Regions from separate parts of the Homo sapiens genome. Here region 1 is linked to region 2. The links are chromatin loops, found by intact Hi-C in ENCODE. Cell type or tissue: heart left ventricle. All regions are shown on one strand. Links, peaks and the distances in the headings refer to the core of each region. The heading gives the core; the rest is flanking DNA.

Region 1 (5,612 bases), core at 1,467-3,966, 250 kb before region 2:
GGCAGTCAGCCGAGATAGCGCCACTGCACTCTAGCCTGGGTGACAGAGCAAGACTCCGTCTCAAAAAGATCTTTTCTTTATGCCTCTAACATAATACGGTGAGACCGGGAGGGCAATTTTTTTGTGGAAGGCAGGGATTTTCCCAGCCCAGCCCCCGTTCCTAGTACCTGCGGGGACCCTGGGAACATTTTGGGTTTTCTACCCCAGAGACAAAAGCCAGAAAGGCATCTATGCCTTTCCCGTTTCATCCTTGTCAAAGTGGGACTGAGTTCCATCTGGGGCAGGGAGGAAACAACACACATTGGTCACTATATAACGGGCCCTGCAAAAGTGCTCTACACAAATCATTTCACAACCACCTGAGACGTGGACCTCAGTAGCCCCGTTTATCAGAGAAGGAAATTGAACCCCAAAGGGTGTGGCAAAGAGACTTGCCCAGGGTAACCCAGCCAGATATGGGGCCACAGAAGTTTCATGTCCAACTCCAAATCTCCCCTCAGCCGTGTTCACTTGTGTGCCAGCTGACAGTGAGCCTATTTTCAGCACACCTCCTGCCAGAGCGTTCCCACTGATGGGGTGCTGCCTTATCTGACCCAGGTTAACCATACAGAAACCCAAATTAGCTCAAATGTTTGACGAGGGTTGACATTGACTTGTTGATTCATTCAGTTAAAACTCACTGAGCCCATTACAATACAACATGTCAAACCCATTGTAATACATCACTGTTATAGACAAGGAACTGAAATTCACTTTGTAACAATTAAACAGCAGAAGAACTTCTGTCTTTTTAAAGACAGGGTCTTGCTTTGTCACCTAGGCTGGAACGCAGTGGTGCAATCATAGCTCACTGCAGCTTCAAACTCCTGGGCTCAAGGGATCCTTCTGCCTCAGCCTCCCGAGCAGCTGGTACTACAGGCATGCACCACCAAACCTGGCTAATTTTTTTTTTTTGAAAAGGAGTCTTGCTCTGTTGCCCAGGCTAGAGTGCAGTGGTGTGATCTCGGCTCACTGCAGCCTCCACCTCCTGGGTTCAAGCAATTCTACTACCTCAACCTCCCGAGTTGGGATTACAGGTAGCTGGGATTACAGGTGCCCGCCACCACACCCAGCTACCTTTTGTATTTTTAGTAAAGACAGGGTTTCACCATGTTGGCCAGGCTGGTCTCGAACTCCTGACCTCAGGTGATCCACCCGCCTCGGCCTCCCAAAGTGTTAGGATTACAGGCGTGAGCCACAGCATCCGGCCCCAGCTAATCTTTAAAAAAATTTTTTTGTGTTGACTATGTTGTCCAGACTGGTCCATTTTTGTTTAAAGGCCTTTACCCATTCCTGTATGAAGGCTAGGATAATTTTAGAGCAACTGAGATAAAATGCAGAAATAGCAATCACATAGTTTTCAAAACTAACTTTGGGATTAAAGAGGAAGTATGTAGACAACTATAATTTGTTAACGATTTATAGGAACAAGGAGATTTGGCTATTGTCACATGAGAGACCATTACCCAAGGACAAAGAAGTTTCACAAACTTCCCCCTGACCCTTGCTGGCACCCAGATGTCTGCCTGTTTCTTTCCTCCCTTACCTAACATATAAGACAAAGCCAAGCCCATATATACATATATTTTTTTGAGACGGAGTCTCACTCTGTTGCCCAGGCCAGAGTGCAGTGGCGCTATCTCAGCTCGCTGCAACCTCTGCCTCCCAGGTTCACGCGATTCTCCTGCCTCAGCCTCCTGAGTAGCTGGTACTACAGGCGTGCACCACCACGCCCAGCTAATTTTTGTATTTTTAGTAGAGACGGGGTTTCACCACGTTGGCCAGGATGGTCTCCATCTCTTGACCTTGTGATCCACCCGCCTCGGCCTCCCAAAGTGCTGGGATTACAGGCATGAGCCACCACACCGGGCCCAAGAGCATATAATTCTAAGAGGGCTCTTTAGAACATTTAGGCCATTTAGGTTTGCTGGCTCTCCAAAATAAAGTCGCTTTCCTTGCTCCAACTCCTGGCCTCTCGACTGAGTGGCTATCATGCAGGGAGCAGAAGGAGTTTGGACTCGGTTACAACTTCACCTTTCAGAGTTTCAGTTTCCTTATCCGTAACACACAGGTCTTGTTGTGAGGCTTCAATTAAATGTTACCATTTGTAAGGTAATTAGAACAATGTTTGGAGCATAGTAAGCTGCCTTAGTAGGTGTTCAGGTGTTCAATAAAACTGCAAAGATATATTTACGTGATGTGGGGCGTAGCCTGATGAGATCGAATACTGGAGTCCTGGGTCGGCCGTCTATTAGGGAAGTAGACTTGGACAGCTCACTTCACCCCTCTGAGCCTCAGTTTCCTCATCCATACAATGGGAATACCAACAGTTTCTAGCTCACCGAGTCAATGAAGCTGCCCGGGCAGGCGCTTATCTGCGTAATCGTTCAATGTTGACCCAATTACCGTCGTTTGCAGGAGGTTATATGGGGACACGACCCTTCAGTTTTGCTGGTTGGTTGGTGGATGGGTTCCCGGGTTCACGCCGGCCCCACAGCCCTGCGCCTGCGCATTGAGCGCCTGCGCTTGAGCCCCTGCAGCTCCCACGGGCCCGGTAGGTGGCGCTGTCCCCATTGTGCCGCAGAGGCAGAGCTGGGAGGCCCCGCCAGGCCCTGCGCCTCCCCACACCCCACCAGGCTCCTGCCCGCTCCCAAAGTGGGTGGAACGGAGGGAGGGCAGGAGGGGCAGGAGAACTTGTCCTCCTACCGTGCTTGGGCTGTTTCCTAAGGGCTACGTGAGAAGCCTCACTTGCACACTGTTGGGAAAGTTTGCAGCTCCTCCAGCAGGTGTCTTGGGGCCCTGAGTTCACACCTGCCTCAGTGTGGAGGGTCATTAGGTGTGTCCTGTTATTTTCACTGCTACTACTGCCACCAGCACCACCACCACCTAACAATTCTTGGGTTCACGTCCAGGTTCTGAAACTTTGAAGTTGTGTGCCCAGGACAAGTCAGTTCCCCTCTCTGAGCCTCAGTTTTTGCATCTGTGAAATGGGACAGAAACATCTCTACCTTGCAGTATTACATGAAATAAGGCGTGTAAAATACCTGACACATAGAAGATATTCAATAAATGGACTGTGTTAATATTTTTATTAATTATGATGCTACAGCCTGCCAAAGGCTCCTGAAAGGACAACTGGTTCTTAATGCAGTTAGTTAAACCGGATCATTTTCACCTACTCCCTGTTCTTGTTTGTTTTGAGATGGAGTCTTGCTCTCTCCCCCAGGCTGGAGTGCAGTGGCATGATCTCGGCTCACTGCACCCTCTGCCTCCTGGGTTCAAGTGATTCTCCTGTCTCAGCCTCCAGAATAGCCAGGACTACAGGCATATGCCACCAGGCCCAGCTAATTTTTGTATTTTTTTTTTTTAGTAGAGACAGGGTTTTACCATGTTGGCCAGGCTGGTCTTGAACTCCTGACTTCACCTGATCTGCCCACCTCAGTCTCCCAAAGTGTTGGGATTACAGGCATGAGCTACCACTCCTGGCCTACTCCTTGTACTTGAAGATACAGTAGGGCCCTTCTCAACACATCAACAAGGAACACCAGAAAATGTTGTGCATTCTCAACTCTCACTCTGCCCTGATCCGCTGTATGACTCTGGGCAAACCTCTTCTGTCCTCTGGGTCTCAGTTTCATCTTTAAAATTGGGATTAGCAACCTAAATTCCCACTGATGGACAGTGGAGAAAGAAAATGTGGTATATACAGACAATGGAATGCTATTTGGCCTTACGAAAGAATGAAATCATGTCATTAGTAGCCAACATGGCTGGCAGTGGAGGTCATTTTGTTAAGTGAAATAAGGCAGGCACAGAAAGACAAATATTGCATGTTCTCACTCATTTGTGGGAGTTTAAAAAAAAAGATCTCGTGGAGATAGAGAATAGAATGATAACCCAGGCATGGTGGCTCACGTGTGTAATCCCAGCAGTTTGAGAGGCCGAGGTGGGCGGATCACTTGAGGTCAGAGTTCGAGACCAGCCTGGCTAACATGGTGAAACCCTGTCTCTACTAAAAATATAAAAATTAGCTGGGTGTGGTGGTACACACCTGCAATCCCAGCTACTTGGGAGGCTGAGGCAGGAGAATTACGTGAACCCAAGAGGTAGAGATTTCAGTGAGCCGAGATCACGCCACTGAACTCCAGCCTGGGGGACAGAGCTAGACTCCATCTAAAAAAAACAAAAGTTTTTTTTGAGACTTGAATGATAGATACCAGAGGCTGGGAAGGGTGTGATAGAGGGAGGGCGGGATAAAGAGGTTGGTTGATGGGTACAAACATATAGTTAGGTAGAGAAATAAGCCCCAATATTCCATAGCAGAGTAGAGTGACTACTATAGTTAGCAAAAATGTATTGTATATTTCTTTCTCTTTTATTTTTTTGAAACAATGTCTGTCTGCATCACGCAGGTTGGAGTGCAGTGGCCCAATCTTAGCTCACTGCAACCTTCACCTCCCAGGCTCAAGCCATCCTCCTGCCTCAGCCTCCCAAGTAGCTGGGATTACAGGCACGCATCACCACGTCCAGCTAATTTTTGTTGTTGTCATTGTAGTTGTTGGAGATGGATTCTCGCTCTGTCTCCCAGGCTGGAGTGCAGTGGCACGATCTTGGCTTACTACAACCTCCGCCTCCTGAGTTCCAGTGATTCTCCTGCCTCAGCCTCCTGAGTAGCTGGGACTACAGGCATGCGCCACCAAGCCCAGGTAATGTTTTTGTATTTTTAGTAGAGATGGAGTTTCCCCATGTTAGCCAGGCTGGTCTCGAACTCCTGACCTCAAGTGATCCAGCCGCCTCGGCCTCCCAAAGTGCTGGGATTACAGGCGTAAGCCACTATGCCTGGACCTAATTTTTGTATTTTTTTGTAGAGACGGAGGTTTCATCAGGTTGGCCAGGCTGGTCTCGAACTCCTGACCTCAAGTGGTCTGCCCACCCCAGCCCCGCAAAGTGCTGGGGTTATAAGCGGGAGCCACCGCACCCGGCTTGTATATTTCAAAGTAGCTAGCAGGGAGGACTTGAAATGTTACCTACTCACAGAAATGATAAATACGAGTGATGGATACCCCAAATACCCTGACCTGATCATAACACATTCTGTACACGTAACACTCACTTGTACCTCATAAATATGTAAAATATTTCCTGTCAATAAAAAAATAAGTAAAAACAATGTACACTACTCTGGTAACAGGAACACTAAAATCTCAGACTTCGCTGCTATACAATTCATCCGTGTAACCAAAAACCACTTGTTCCCCAAAAGCTATTGAAAAAAATATATATATATAAATTTAAAAATAAATAAATAAAAATAAAACAAAATTGGGATTAGATAGTTCAAAGTTCCTGCCCAGCTCTGACAATCTACAATGGATACCTTTTTTTTTTTTGAGACGGAGTTTCTCCCTTGTTGCCCAGGCTGGAGAAGTGCAATGGCGTGATCTTGGCTCACCGCAACCTCTGCCTCCCAGGTTCAAGCGATTCTCCTGCCTCAGCTTCCTGAGTAGCTGGGATTACAGGAGTGGGCCACCACGCCCAGCTAATTTTGTATTTTTAGTAGAGACAGGGTTTCT
Region 2 (6,109 bases), core at 3,610-6,109:
CCTGGTCAGACCCTGCGGTGCAGGAGGTCTCGTCCAGCTAGACTGACAGGGTTCAAACCTGAGCACACTCCCTCGGGTGAGCCACTGAGCCTGTCTGAGAGCATCTGTCTGCTTCTCTGCAAAATGGGGAAATAATTCAGGCCCACAACCCAAGACACTCTGAAACCCAGGGCCTTGGCATCAAAATTCATTTGTCAGCAAATGCAGCAGGCTGGGCATGGTGGCTCATGCCTGTAATCCCAGCACCTTGGGAGGCTGAGGTGGGAGGATTGCTTGAGCCCAGGAACTGGAAACCAGCCTGGGCAACATAGCAAAACCCCATCTCTACAAAAAGTAGAAAAAGAAGCAGGGGGTGGTGGCGCATGCCTGTAGTCTCAGCTATTCAGGAGGCTGAGGTGGGAGAATTGCTTGAGCTTGGGAGGTCGAGGCTGCAGTGAGCTGTGATCTTGCCACTGCAGTACAGCCTGGGCAACAGAGCAAGACCCTGTCTCAAAAAAAAAAAAAAAAAAAAAAGGCCAGTGCCACATAGGCTCACATATTATTTATGGCCTTCACTCGACTTAGTGGGACTCTTCGTACCTTTCATATAGAGTCAGGGGTTGGTGGTGCTGCCCCAGATGCCACGTGGAATGAAACATGGGCCGGGAGGGGGTCTCCCTAAAACCTGCAAAATCCTCCATTCCACATCACATCTGGCCCCAGGATTTTGGACAAAGAATTGTGGTTCTGTTGTACCTGGTCTGCAGGGTTGCTGTGGGAAGTAAGTGGAATGATGCCTGAGGGGTTTAGCACCCTGCCTGGGATGTTACATTTGAGGAAACTGAGGCCGAGTTGGGGGTACAGAGGAGTCCCGGCTGGAAGTCACGCAGCCAGCAGGTGCAGAAGCTGGGCCTGAAGACGGATCTCTGGATTGCAAGTGCTTTTCCTGTGACAACCCTGCCGCATGGAGAAAACCAAATGGCAAGGAAGAGGACAAGGTGGCTCACTGTGTGACCTTAGGCAATCTCTTGCCCTCTCTGAGTCTTGGTCTCCGCATTCACAGCAAACGAGGTGATGGACTGTGTGATCTCCAAGGGTCCTCCTGACCCTGACACTTTTGGATTCAAGCAACTGAAGCATTCATTGGGAGACCATTGCCCTTGTCTGTTTCAGTTTTGAGGACATGAGGTGTGAGGTGTGAGGTTCGGCCCAGTGCCAGGTTTTCCTTGGATATGGGGAGGTGGGGGCTCCGGGCACAGTGCTGTGAGACCACACATCATGTTCTTTGGCAGGTTGCTCCCTTTGCCTGTTTGTTGTGTAGGTTGGGGGTCTGAGGTGTTCACAGCCAGGGCCAAGCGGGCAGCAGGGGTGAGCTGGGCCAGCACCGCTGGGGCAGATGTGACAACTCAGTTCTGTCAATTAGGTATGGTGGGGAGAGGGAGCTCGGAGAGGTCACCAGTCACCTCCCCGGGGAGAGTCTAGACACGGGCTAAGAGCAGGGCCCTGAAGTTACACAGAACTGCGTGCAAATCCCACTCTGCCACGTGACCCTGGGCAAGTCACTTCCCTACTCTGGGCCTCAGTTTACTCACCAACAGAATGGGGATAAGCACGGTAATTAGCTCAATGGACTGAAATGATTCACAGGGATAAAGCACACAAAGCACTTAGCACCATGCTGAGCACATCGTAGGTGCTCAGTAAAGGGTTCAAGACCTCCCAAAGCCATGTGGAGGGGCTGGATTCTGAATGACCAGTGTAGAAGACACAGCATTCTGCAGGATGATCCGCTGGGTCTCTTAAGCAAGTCATATCATGGAGAAAAATAGGTATGAGTGTGTGTGTGTGTGTGTGTGTGTGTAGGGCTGCTGTGCTAGATTAAAAGAGAAGCCAGGGCTGTAACAGCCAGGTATGTGGTATTAGACAGGGTGCCGGACACCTGGCCCAACTGGAGGAAATGTGACTATAGCCTGGGCATTAGAGATGAAACATATTGACAGAGAAAGGTGACTGGAAACCAAAAAGGTAGGTAACAAAACAGCATGTACAGTATGATCTCACTTTATCGAACAGCATGAACACACACACACACACACACACACACAGAGGGAAAGGTGGCAGCTGTTCACAGGGGTAATCTCTGTATGGTAAAAACACAGTGCTTTGATGTGATTTTTGCTAATCTGTATTTTCTTTCTACAGTGTATTTACACTGTTTCTGTAATAGTAAAAATATTATAATTTGAGAACTAAAGAGCTCAGACTAGGAACCAGAGCTCCTGGCCTCAAATCCAGCTCTCTGCCCCTTCCTAGAAGACAGTAGGTGCTAAGAGACAGCCAAAGAACTTGTCCAAAATTAGCTGGAAACCAGGAAGGGCTGGGGAAGGAAGCACCTGCGAGGTGCGGGCCCCTGAGCCAGGTGTCTTCCAAAGGGCGCTAGCTGAGGAAACAAGGAGGAAAACAGCCGTGGAGGAGAAAGGAGCTGGCTGGGCCAAGCACAAGCGAAGGGCAGGGCCGGCCCCCCACCACGCTTGCTGACCTGGAGCCAGCCAGCCAACGCGACTGGCTGCCAGCAGGCCACAGAAACCTTGGTGAGGAAAGACTCCTCACCAGGCCAAGTGTGGTGGCTCATGCCTGTAATCCCAGCACTTTGGGAGGCCGAGGTGGGCAGATCATTTGAGGTCAGGAGTTCGAGACCAGCCTGGCCAACGTGGCGGAAACCCTGTCTCTACTAAAAATACAAAAATTACCCAGGCGTGGTGGCACACACCTGTAATCCCAGCTACTTGGGAGGCTGAGGCGGGAGAATCACTTGAACCTGGGAAGCAGAGGTTGCAGAGAGCCAAGATGGCGCCACTGCACTCCAGCCTGGGCAACAGAGTGAGACTGTCTAAAAATAAATAAAAGGACTCCTCACTGACAGAGACGACATCAGTGCAACCATAGCAGCTACTCTGTCTGGAAAGAACCACAGTATTTCCTGCCTGCCTCCCAAAGTGAGACCCTTGCCAGAACCAGGGAAATTCTCTGAGAACTTCAGGCTGCAGACCCTGGGAGCGGCTCCAGCTTATGACCTGAAAGGCACTGCTGTTCCCCTCGCAAAGAAGGTGTCAGTGCTATGTGACCGCCTCTTTGCAGAGGAAGCAGGGAGGTGGGAAAGCCGGTGGGCCTTAGGTGTGTTTCTCCAACAGCGACCCAAGGGGTCTCAACCTAGGGGCTTTGGACCATCTGGGCAGGGCGCCTTGAGCCAGCTCTGTGCACCATTCTGAAGTTTTGGGGCTCTGGAAGACACCCTTATCTCTCAGCATAAGACAGTTATAATAATGAGTATTTATTGAGCACTTACCGTGTGCCACGCACTGTGTCAAGGGCCTTCTGTATATTTTCTCATTGATCCCCACGAAACCTCCATAAGGTGGGTATTAGTGAATCCCACTTTCCCGATGAGGAAGCTGTGGCCTCCAGAGGTAAGCTGTCTTGCCCAAGGTCACATGGCCAGGGGGTGGGCAGGGCTGAAGTGCTCAACCACCACAATGGCGTGCAGAGATGACCCTGGGGTCATCCAGTTCGGTATCTTCAGCCCTGGCTGCATTTTCTTATTTTTTAAAAATATTTTTGAGACGGGGTCTCACTCTGTCATCCAGGCTGGAGTGCAGTGGCACCATCATAGCTCACTGCAGCCTCCAACTCCTGGGCTCAGGCGATCCTCCTGCCTCAGCGTCCTGAGTAGCTGGGACTACAGGTGTGCAGCACCATGTGGTGCTTGGTCACACGTTAGAATCACCTGGGAGCTTTTAAAAGATGTCTTTTTAAAAAGATACCGCTGAGACAGATTAACTCAGAATATCTGGGGTGGAGTCAGGAATTCGTGGGTCCTTAGGTGGTTCCGAGGTGCAGCTCTGAGAGCGAGAACCACTGCAATAGGCAATGAGAAGGGGTGACAGCCGCAAGTGCCAACTGTCTACAAGGTAGCCAGGAGTGTGACACCAGGCCCATATGGTGGCCGCAGGGGTGGCTGGGTTGAAAGGTTGCTCTGGCCAAAGCGCACCGGCAGCTGCTTCACTGGAGCAAGAGTGTTGAGCTGGCCCCTGCCCCAGGAGTGACATCCTGTCCCCAGGGAATGAGAGAGAGAGGGCCTCAAGGAGCAGACGGGCTCTGGGGGTCTCAGCCTCTGTCCCCTGCACCCATCTCACAGCTGCCGCGGACATCTATGGAAGCCTGGGGAGGCTCCCAGGCCCACCTCCTAAAGGCTGGAGGCTGGCTGTCAGCCAGCGCCATCACTGAGGGCACAGCAGCCTCTGGCCTGGTTGTTCATTAAAATCGCGTGGGGAGGAAAACATGCAGGTCCGAGCCCCACCCCGGTCAAATACATCCGAATCCAGAAAAACGAGCCTGAGCACAGAAAGCTAAAAAATCGCAGTGAGCCTGCACACAGAGCCGCACCCAGCAGACACACGTAGGGGCTAAGAGCAGGCTCTGGAGTCCATTTGAATCCGGCCTCAGATGCTGATGAGCTGTGTGGACTTGCACCAGTTACTCGATCTCTCTGACCTTTGGTTTCCTGGTCTGTAAAGCGGGGATGAGACTAGCAATGACACTGAGGTCGGGGCAGAGATGAGAAGGGGCGATGCGTAAACACGCCTAGTCCACAGTGAGCGTTCAGTATTAATTAGTATTACTGCTTTATGCGTTGTGTTTTGAAGGGAAGGGGCAGGGAACAGCCATCAGTGATCTGGGGCCATTTCTACAAGTTAAGCTGGGGTAGGCGTCCTCCCTTCACTCTCACGTTCCCAGCAGTGATCCCAGGCCGGGCCCAAGGCTGGCGTGGGGGTGGAGCTCGGCTCCTGCTCCTCTCACCCTGCAGGAAGACAACAGCAGGGAAGGCCGCCAGCTGCCCCCTAGTGGCCAAGGGCAGACGCGCACTGAATCGCTTTCACCTCATCCTGAAATCCCTGCGCCGGCCCCCACCTTTCCACTCGGCCTCTTTGCAGGTCCGTGGGTCCCAGAGGTTCTGGCTGGCAAGGCACCAACTACAAGGGTTTCCTGATGGCTAATGGCATTTCGGAAAGCACCAAGCTGACTGCAATATAAAGTTCAAATAGGGCCGGTGGGGGGCGGGGGTGGGGAGTGCCAGGCACCCGGGCCAGAACATTTGAGTCTGTTTTCTCCATCCAGCCAGTTCATTTCAGAAAGGAAGGCGCGCCCCAGGAGCGATGGCAGGTTCTGCTTTCCTGTCTTACACAGGTCTGTGCTCTCGTGGGTGCTTGTGATTCTGGAGCTAGGAAGCTCAACTTCTCCCTCCGCAGCAGCAGCCTAGAGTTGTGCTGATGGACTGAGAGCCGTGTCCCAGTCCCTCTCCAGCAAGGGCCATCTGGGAAAAGCCACCTCATCCCCAAGACGCACAACAAAGTGACCCCAAACCCTATTTCCCTCCATTGCTGAAGAGCTCCATGGAGGAAACAGCTGGAGAGGGGACAGGGACAGAGGGAGGTGCTGGTGGCCTGGAGTCTCTACTGTTGACACAAAATCTTTTTATTCCCCATTTGCCATCTTTTCCACAAACCTCTCAGGTACAGATCGGAAGAAAGTGCATATAAACCCTGCCTTATTTAACCAGGCCCACCGCCTCCGGGACAGCCCCTGGGGGAGCCCCATCCCGCTAGGTAGAAGGGAAGGCCACACCAAGTGCTGAGTGAGCCACCCAGACAGCAGGTGCTCTGGGAGGGAGGGGCGACAAGGGGTAGGGGAAGGCTTCCTGGAGGAGGGAGAGGCCTGGCCCTGAGAGACAGGGGGCGGTCCCTGAAAAGGGAGAGAGAAGGCACACTTCTCCGGGAACCAGGCCCCAGCACCTGAGCATTGGACCCAGGCGGCCAGGAAGAACACAGGCCAAGGCGGGGGCCTGAAGCAGATGGGACTGTGGGAGCTTCAGGGAAGCAGCCCTTCTCGCCTCAGGTCTGGAGTCTCAGAGGACCCTCCTAGGCCTCCTGCTCGGCTGGCTCCAGAGGATGCAGAGGGCAGACCATGCCTCCCTAGGTCCCACCGCTGGGACTGCAGAGCTTGGCTGGCATCGCCAAGCGGCTGGGGCCTCTCCAGCAGTGTCAGGAGCTGGGCGCTCGCTGGCCAGCACAGA

What was found. A loop is a pair of places that touch in the nucleus more often than their neighbours do. Peaks named below come from ENCODE experiments on the same cell type or tissue, not always from the same donor. Only the 100,000 strongest peaks of a DNase experiment are listed, where the experiment ranks them.
Region 1: it touches region 2 in a loop (3-fold over the local background); 11 of 110 quality-filtered maps call a loop at or near these places.

What each region holds. Positions count from the first base shown.
Region 1 is chr12:109,842,465-109,848,076 of GRCh38, reverse strand. It overlaps LOC105369975 (a long non-coding RNA gene), which reads left to right and starts at 4,595. Exons shown (of 2, transcript XR_945333.2): 1 at 4,595-4,745. RefSeq lists a silencer at 2,477-2,756. In heart left ventricle, for the core only: a CTCF peak has its summit at 2,595 (motif pointing right); a DNase peak (open chromatin) is centred at 2,596.
Region 2 is chr12:109,596,648-109,602,756 of GRCh38, reverse strand. It overlaps MVK (mevalonate kinase), which reads right to left. Exons shown (of 11, transcript NM_000431.4): 11 at 4,632-6,109. Among named protein-coding and RNA genes, the nearest start is that of MVK, 26 kb to the right of the region's middle. RefSeq lists an enhancer at 3,540-4,229. In heart left ventricle, for the core only: CTCF peaks have their summits at 4,680 and 4,883 (motif pointing left); a DNase peak (open chromatin) is centred at 4,846.